Linked DNA regions of Mus musculus: regions 2 and 3 are each linked to region 1. A link is a loop called in an ENCODE intact Hi-C map of the cell type or tissue named here. Cell type or tissue: heart. All regions are shown on one strand.

The links. Hi-C counts contacts between places; a loop is a spot of excess contacts. Peaks named below come from ENCODE experiments on the same cell type or tissue, not always from the same donor. Only the 100,000 strongest peaks of a DNase experiment are listed, where the experiment ranks them.
Region 2: it touches region 1 in a loop (5-fold over the local background); 5 of 42 quality-filtered maps call a loop at or near these places.
Region 3: a loop joins it to region 1, with 2.2 times the contacts of the local background. A loop is called at or near these places in 2 of 42 quality-filtered maps.

Annotation. Positions count from the first base shown.
Region 1 is chr15:97,002,893-97,005,392 of GRCm38, forward strand. All of the region lies in intron 13 of Slc38a4 (solute carrier family 38, member 4), which reads right to left. Among named protein-coding and RNA genes, the nearest start is that of Gm32840, 40 kb to the right of the region's middle. In heart, a CTCF peak has its summit at 1,413; a DNase peak (open chromatin) is centred at 1,499; H3K4me3 peaks cover 749 bases; H3K27ac peaks cover 2,330 bases.
Region 2 is chr15:97,100,956-97,103,455 of GRCm38, forward strand. All of the region lies in intron 3 of Gm32840 (a long non-coding RNA gene), which reads left to right. Gm32733 (a long non-coding RNA gene) reads right to left here. Exons shown (of 4, transcript XR_384402.2): 4 at 1,570-2,184. Among named protein-coding and RNA genes, the nearest start is that of Gm32733, 5.6 kb to the right of the region's middle. In heart, no CTCF peak of the experiment used is centred here; DNase peaks (open chromatin) are centred at 1,426 and 2,096; H3K27ac peaks cover 2,500 bases.
Region 3 is chr15:97,051,024-97,053,523 of GRCm38, forward strand. All of the region lies in intron 1 of Slc38a4 (solute carrier family 38, member 4), which reads right to left. The region is part of intron 1 of Gm32840 (a long non-coding RNA gene); the gene reads left to right. Among named protein-coding and RNA genes, the nearest start is that of Slc38a4, 3.7 kb to the right of the region's middle. In heart, no CTCF peak of the experiment used is centred here; no DNase peak of the experiment used is centred here; H3K4me3 peaks cover 536 bases; H3K27ac peaks cover 1,323 bases.

The sequences.
Region 1 (2,500 bases):
TCTGTAGGGGGAGGTGCTGATACGAAGGTCTGGTTCTCTGATTGGTTCATGATTTTGTCAACAAAGAAGGCTGAGAGCCAATTGATGAGCAGAAGGTACAGGTGGGACTTCCGAGTCCTACGCGGCAAAGGCAGATGCAGGGAAAGAGAGGGAGCTTTTCTGTCATGCCTTGGAGGAAAAGGGACCCTGCAGTCATGTAAGGTCTTGAGGACGCTAGGGACAGCGGCCTCCGCTAGGAGCGGGTGGCCAAGGATGTGGCGGAGAGACGGGGTATAATGAATTGATGAGGGCATGTTTTTCCAGGCAGGAGATTCAGTGCCCAGCGATTGCTCCATGAGAGGCAAGCTGTAAAGTGACTAGCTGAATGTGTGTTTTTTCATCCACAGATTCAAAGGTCTCTGGTGGGGCTGGTAACAAGATCCCTCCTGGGGAAAGGGTCACAGGAGTGGGCTAGTGGAGCTGTTGACTCCTGGAGGATAGAGAGGAGCCAGGACAGTGTTGGCGGCTTGGCAGACCTAAGCAGGGAGGAAAAAAGTAAGCCAGGAGGTGCCAGAGCGCAGTCGCAGCTCCGGGGCAAAGGCGGTAGCATGGTTTTAAAACTACATGCAACACAACCCTGTCAAAATCATATCAGAATTTGGCCTTTTAGAAATTGTTTGGGACAAGGCAGGCACCACTCCTCTTTCTCTGTCACTGTCACGGCCATTTGATTTGCTCGCCCAGATCCATGTTCCCATGGGGTTAATGGCACATGAATAAACCAGAAAATCAGTTGATACATTCCAGGAAAGGCAAGATTCATTAAAAAAAAAAATCCCATTTTTCATATCCAACACTGCCGGTTCATCCTCTGTGCGGCCACTATTCTGTCAGAGACTGGTAACATTTACCTGTAATTGGCAGTGAAAGACCATGTTGTGCACAATGTTATACTGCTAACAGAAAGTGAGACTACACAGGAAAGGGTGGGCATTAGTTATTTTCTGGATGTTGGTTCTTATGCCCAATTTGGATCCTAACAGCATCCCACACTGACAAACAACTATAGTTCCCGACGATCAGATCTAGCCCGGGACATTTGCTCTTACACAAGGTAAGAGTTTCTCAGGGAGGTTTGGATTTTCAAGATGTAATATCTTTCGAGGCTAGCTAGAACTCCCCATTCTGGCATCAAGCCTAGCATTAGCTCACCAGTTATCTGCTAGACAAATGACCACAGCCACATCCATCAATCTCTGGAGACCATGGCTCAAAAACACTGTATTAAGGGCCTCTGTGTAAAGCTAAGTAGAAGTATGTAACAGATTCCCTTGCACAAGATAATTAAACAACAATGCAGGTGTCTCTGGTACGTCAAAACTTCCCTCTCAAGTCTGAGTTCTTTTGAAGCTGAAGTTCCACATATGACCTGCAGAATGCTCTCTGATATATTAGAGGCCAGGCGTTATTTAAGTGTCAAGTGCTAGCCACGATAGTGGCAGGGATTTGGTTTCATGTGCTCATGGAAAAGGAATGTGCCAAAATACACTTTCAGCACACAAGCTGCACTTAAAGTGACCACGGCACATTATTTAAGTGGCTCGCTGATGCCGAGTCCTGTGCAGAACATTTTGTACACAGCAAGGCTGGCTACTGAGTCGCTTATTTTTACATCGCTAAAATGGATGAGTAAACTGAATGTTTACAAAAGGGACAGAGTTGGCAGGGAGGTGAAAACCTGTGTTTGTCCCTGGGTGCGGCTCACACCCTCACCAGCCCAATGCTGTGAACCCAGGACAAAGCGATACCCTGATTAAGCCAAGAAGCAGGGATCCCAAATGCCAGAAGGCACGTGTCCACTTTGGGGGAGAGGTCAGAAAACAATCTCTTCCAATATGTTATCTAATGGGTCTCCTTCCCATCACCCATCAAGATGCCAGAGTCAATAATCTGACCTGCAGATGCGGCATCAGCACAAACCGAGGCACAAACTGAAATACCATCAAAGCAAGACGCAGTGTGATCTTTAAAGTTTATATGGCTTTGGCTCTCTCATTTCCAGAGTCATAAGCACTTCTATATATTTTATTAGTTTATAGATAACAGCCCAAGCTCTGGGGTTTTTTGTTGTTGTTGTTGTTGTTTTTGTTTTGTTTTTTAGATTTGAATTCATGGGGCTGGAGAGATGGCTCAGAGTTCAAATCTCAGCAACCACACAGTGGCTCAAAACCATCCGCACACCTTTAATCCCAGCACTTGGGAGGCAGAGGCAGGAGGGTTTCTAAGTTCAAGGCCAGACTGGTCTACAGAGTGAGTTCCAGGACAGCCAGAGCTACACAGAGAAACCCTGTCTTGAAAAAAAAAGGAAGAAGGAAAAGAAAAAAAGGAAGGAAGGAAGGAAGGAAGGAAGGAAGGAAGAAAGAAAGAAAGAAAGAAAGAAAGAAAGAAAGAAAGAAAGAAAGAAAGAAAGAAAGAAAGAAAGAAAGAAAATGAACTGTGACACCTTCTTCTGGCACATCTA
Region 2 (2,500 bases), 98 kb after region 1:
CAGGTTAGCAGTCAGTGCTGCTGGTGCAGATGAGAAGAGGGTGGCCCTGGGAGAGGGAAGATGGGTGACTCTGTAAAGGACAAATTGAAGGATCTGTATAGTGTGGGGACCTGGCTGGTGCTGTGGACACGGAGATGCCTGGGTGATAAGACTGTATAGGGCTAGGAACTTACACACCCTGGGTAAGGTAGACACAGACTCCGCCTCTGCTATTTCTCTGCTCTTTCTTATTGTTGCTGTGATCTAAGATGGTTCAGTTGTTGTTGTTGTTGTTGTTGTGTGTGTGTGTTTGGGGGGGAGGTGTCTCTCTGTTGTGTGAGCATAGGCCTGAAGCAATGGTTCCTGCATTTTATTACTGGGGCCTTCTGGGGGCTCCATTAGCAGCCTCCTGCTGGAGCCTCAGTGGGGCCTGAGAGTCACAGCTCATCAGGTCCTAAGATGCTGCTGCTGATTAGCCTAGGAGCCATTGAGAAGCTCTAAATCAGGGCCTCATTCCAGGGCGCCTAGGTTTGTGTCTGTTTTTCTTACAAAGCCCTGGGTGTCTTTGCTGGCAAAGCCAAGTCTTTGAAGAATGTTACCCTTTGTTTAGGCACCACAGAGGTGAGGGTAAGGAACATAGGCCTCCAGCTCCATCCTGGAAATGAATGATAGGGGTGTCCTCAGGGTGGGGCCCCAGCCACCTATTTCTCAACGGGCACATCATACTTAAAGCTTTATGAAGCTTCATCCCATGCATGTTGAAGTTTGAGGATGAGTGGATCAGAGGGAGAGAACAGGAGAGGATGTGAGGGAGACAGGATGTTTGTATTCTCTGTCAGCAGACAGAAGGGCCCTCCCAGGTGTATTTCAATTAGCAACAGGATGTGGCAAAGGGAAGGCTGAAGTGTAGCTTCTGTGAGGGAGTGGTCATTAGCCTTGATCAAGGACCTCACCTGCAAACTCAGATGGCCAGATCTGTTAGCTCCTACACAGCAGGGCTGCCCTGATTAACCAAAGGATCCATCAGAAAGCACACAAGGAAGAAAGCCCATGATTGGCATTAAGGGACGGTCAGTGGGATTGAGCAGTACCTATTGTATGTTCATAAATGACCCAACACCGTGGTCCAGGGAGGAATTCAGACAAGAAAGCCACGTTCCTGGCTTTCAAGAGTCTCTGACCTAGGCCCAGAGCGGAAGCCATCTTTTGAGCAGTTCCCTCGCACACGGAACTCTCCTGCTCCATAACTGACGTTGAGTTGCCTGTTGAAGTCCACTCTGTTCTTGTGAGGGTTCGGGAATGCGAGAGCAGTGTTTGGTTTCTTGGCCTTCTCCTATTCCTAGCTATGATGTGAGATGGGGCTGTCAACAGTGAGAGAAGCAGTAAGCTCAGGGTGTGCACACAAGTGTGTTTAGTACCAACCACAGGCAGACAGCACATCGCTGCTGCTCTATTTATGGGACAGGGTGAGGATTGGCAGGGGACCAGCCCAAGCCTGGCTTGTCCCTGCAGCTACTCAAGTTCATGTAAAACCAGAAGACATCTACTTATTTGTTCTGCCCACAAATCTGCCAGTAAAATACATAACCAGTGTAATATATTTCAACACAAAATTATACCGTGTTCAACACATTAATGGGAGATTGACAAACCTCAAAATTTTTTCTCTTTGTTGATAGTTTTTCGAGATCTGAAGTTTCTCACCAACTTCTGACCTTGTAAAGAGATACTTCAAACATAGGGATGAACCTGGGTGTCGGGATAGAGTAGTCTTCGGTTTGACCTTCCAAATGCCACCATTTTTCTATTTGGTGAAGTTGCCTAAATGTATTAAGCCTCAGTCTTCCTATAGGCAATGTGGGTTAAAGTGCCTGCCTGAAGTGGGCAATTTAAGAAGGGACAATGACAAGCGTGACAGGCCTGGCATGCATGGGAACACAAACCAGTTCCTTTCTCTCCACACTGCAGATGAGTTCTCTGTCTCAGCACAGTGTGCCTGAAAGTCGTGATCCACCGCAGTCCCTCTGCTTTCTTGCAGTCTCTTTTCTCGTTGCTTCCGACAGCATAAAGTTAGCCCTTAGGAGGCTGAGTCAGCTCGACCCTGGTTGCCAAAAGCTCTTAGGCGCCTTTTATGGTCTGAAAAATGATACTTGCGCCTGGAAAGCATCCAAGTCACCAAGACACTCGAGCTCATGTCTGGCAGCTCTGTAGATAACAGAAAACAAAACGTGAAGGAGAACAAAATTATTGTCATCTGCCTCAGAGGACACAACAAAAGTTCTGACTACTTTGATCAGTAGGACCCGAGTCTTCTGGAATATAGAGTTAGAATAAGAAGATAAACTAGGGTCCTGATTGCTCATGGCCACCATAAAGATAAAACCGTGGGCTGGGGATGAGGTCTGGAGGAGGCCGTGCCACACAAGCCTGCGGATCTGAATTTGGATTGCCAGAAACTATAGGGAAAAAAACAAAACCAGCCATGGCAGCCTATGCTCGTAATACCAGCATTTGTGGAGAC
Region 3 (2,500 bases), 48 kb after region 1:
CCATAATTTCCTTCATTTCAGTAGTGGTAGTTTTTGTTTGTTTCTTTTGTTTTGTTTTTTGGATTTTGTTGTTGTTGTTGTTGTTCGTTGTGGTGGTGGTGGTGGTGGTGGTGGTGGTGGTGGCAGTGGTGTGTGTGTATGTATATGTATGTGTGTGTATAGCTTTTCCCTCAGAATTGAAGTGCTCTCCTCAGGAGGGAAGAGGACATCTCACAAGGTTTCAGAAACTAACAGGACTTCAAGACTGAGGAAACTCAGAAAGCTGAAAGATTTACAAAATGTCTGCCCCAGATTATAGCAAGCAGTGAGCATTTGCTGAGAGGAGACTCTTCAGTAGATCTGCCGGCAAACTGGGCAAACTGAGCGGGGAGCGGGGAGCCCCGGCCTTACAGCTCTCGTGAGACCTCAGCCGCCAGGGTGGGCTTTGTGGTATGCAGTTATCGTTCCTTCATCCAGACTCCTGTGAGCACCCTCTCCTTAGTGACTCAGTGAAGTCACTGGTGCCCTCAGGTAGACTGGGGTGAAATTCTTGCTTAATTCCATCGTTGGTGCTTATCTGAGAGGGATAGACATTTTTCACATTTACCCAGGAAAAGTCAGAAAGCACAGAAGGAAAAAAAATGCTATCAAAAGCGAATACACCAGGGGCGGTGGTGGGGCACGCCTTTAATCCCAACACTTGGGAGGCAGAGGCAGGTGGATTTCTGAGTTCCAGGCCAGCCTGGTCTACAGAGTGAGTTCCAGGACAGCCAGGGCTACACAGAAAAACCCTGTCTCAAAACAAAACAATTCAAACAACAATCAAAAAAGCACACGCACAATCTCTCTGTGTGTCTCTGTCTCTGTCTCTATCACTCTCTATCTCTTACTGGGTTGGCTCCAGAGAGGTATGGGCCTGAGGTCAGATTCCCAGCACCTGCAAGCTGGGCCCGCAGAACCTGTCCATACCTCTATCACTGGAGACAAAAGAAAACAGACAGACGCCCAGATCTCCTGGCCAGCCGGCGCCACCAATCAGCGAGATCTGGCTTCACTGAGATAGTATCTCAAAGACTAAAGAGGCTCACAAGAGAGAAAGGCATCTAAAATGGAGGCCTGGCCTCCAACATGGAGGCCTGGCCTCTGTACATCATGCACACCCACCCCACTTACCAATACATATGTGGGAATCCACCAAACAGAAATACTTACTAGCATTTAAACATCTCAAATAATGTGACAGGTAGTTAAAGCAATAGCATCCTTGATGATAGCTCTCTCATGCCGAGCGCTTAGGGTACACCAGACATCAGCTTAAACATTCCATGAGGAATGAGCTGCTCACTCCCTTAGGATCCACTGAGGCACGCGCCGCTATCCGGAATCACAGAAGAAGAAACTCTGCTCCAAGACTTACTCTAAAAGTGTGTCCTAATCCAGTAAAAGAAATATCTTGGAGTGTCTGTATGCTTCACCAACTCTGAGTTCCCTCCTACTGGCCTCCCAACCAAAGAGCTTTCAAGTGCAGATGTGGTGGAGACGGAAGATGATCCTCGAACCCTCAGTGAAGAGGCAAAACTCATACAAAAGACCTCTTAGGACTGAGGTTGGAAGCTAATTTTCAAAATAGAGTTTGAAAAGCCATGCACATACCTGCCACGAACATCTGTGGAAGTGGGAAGATGGTGGTCATACTGCCTGCCACTCAAATCCCCACTTCATTGTAGCTTAAGTATTATTTATATATATTTATATTATAATATTAGTATTATATTAGTATTAATATGCGAGTATTACCATAAATATATTTATATACTTAGACATAAAAATGGTAATATTTTTATACTGTGACTTGTGCATTGAGTAAGCGATAAAACCATGAAAAATTAAAATCAGGACAGAAAACCTCCCTCCAATTCTCTCTATAAGCGTGCAAAGCATTTGTTGAGAAATCTTTTTGTGGGTGTCAGCAGCATCTATGCTAAAACAGATTCCTCAGACAACCAGAAAAATAACACTGAGGACACCACAAAATGGCAGCTCCCTCCCCGGGTGCCTGCTCCGACGACGCCCGTCACAACGTGATGGACCCGTAAACACATTTTCCTCATTTCCAGATTTAGCCGCTTGGTTTTGGTGACTACAGGCCAGACCTCCCTTAATTCAAGAGAGGACAGAGGTGACTTGCAGAGGACTCTGAACCCCTCCCTCCTCTCTCCCCAGAGGCATCTCCACCCCTGAGCACTGACTGTGCTTAAACTAAATGGCTCCCGTCGCAGGCTCACCCTGAGATATTTGCTACATTTCCCTCTTCACCTCTTCTTGTTCCTCACCTAGCCAACTCCTACTTCTGCTTCAAAACCTAGCTTAAGAATCACCTCATTTTGTCCGGCAGTGGTGGTGCATGCCTGTAGTGGTAAAGGAAGGTGGATCTCTGAGTTCAAGGTCTACAAAGTGAGTTCCAAGACAGCCGGGGCTACACAGATAAACCCTGTCTCAAAAAAGCAAACCAACAAAGGAC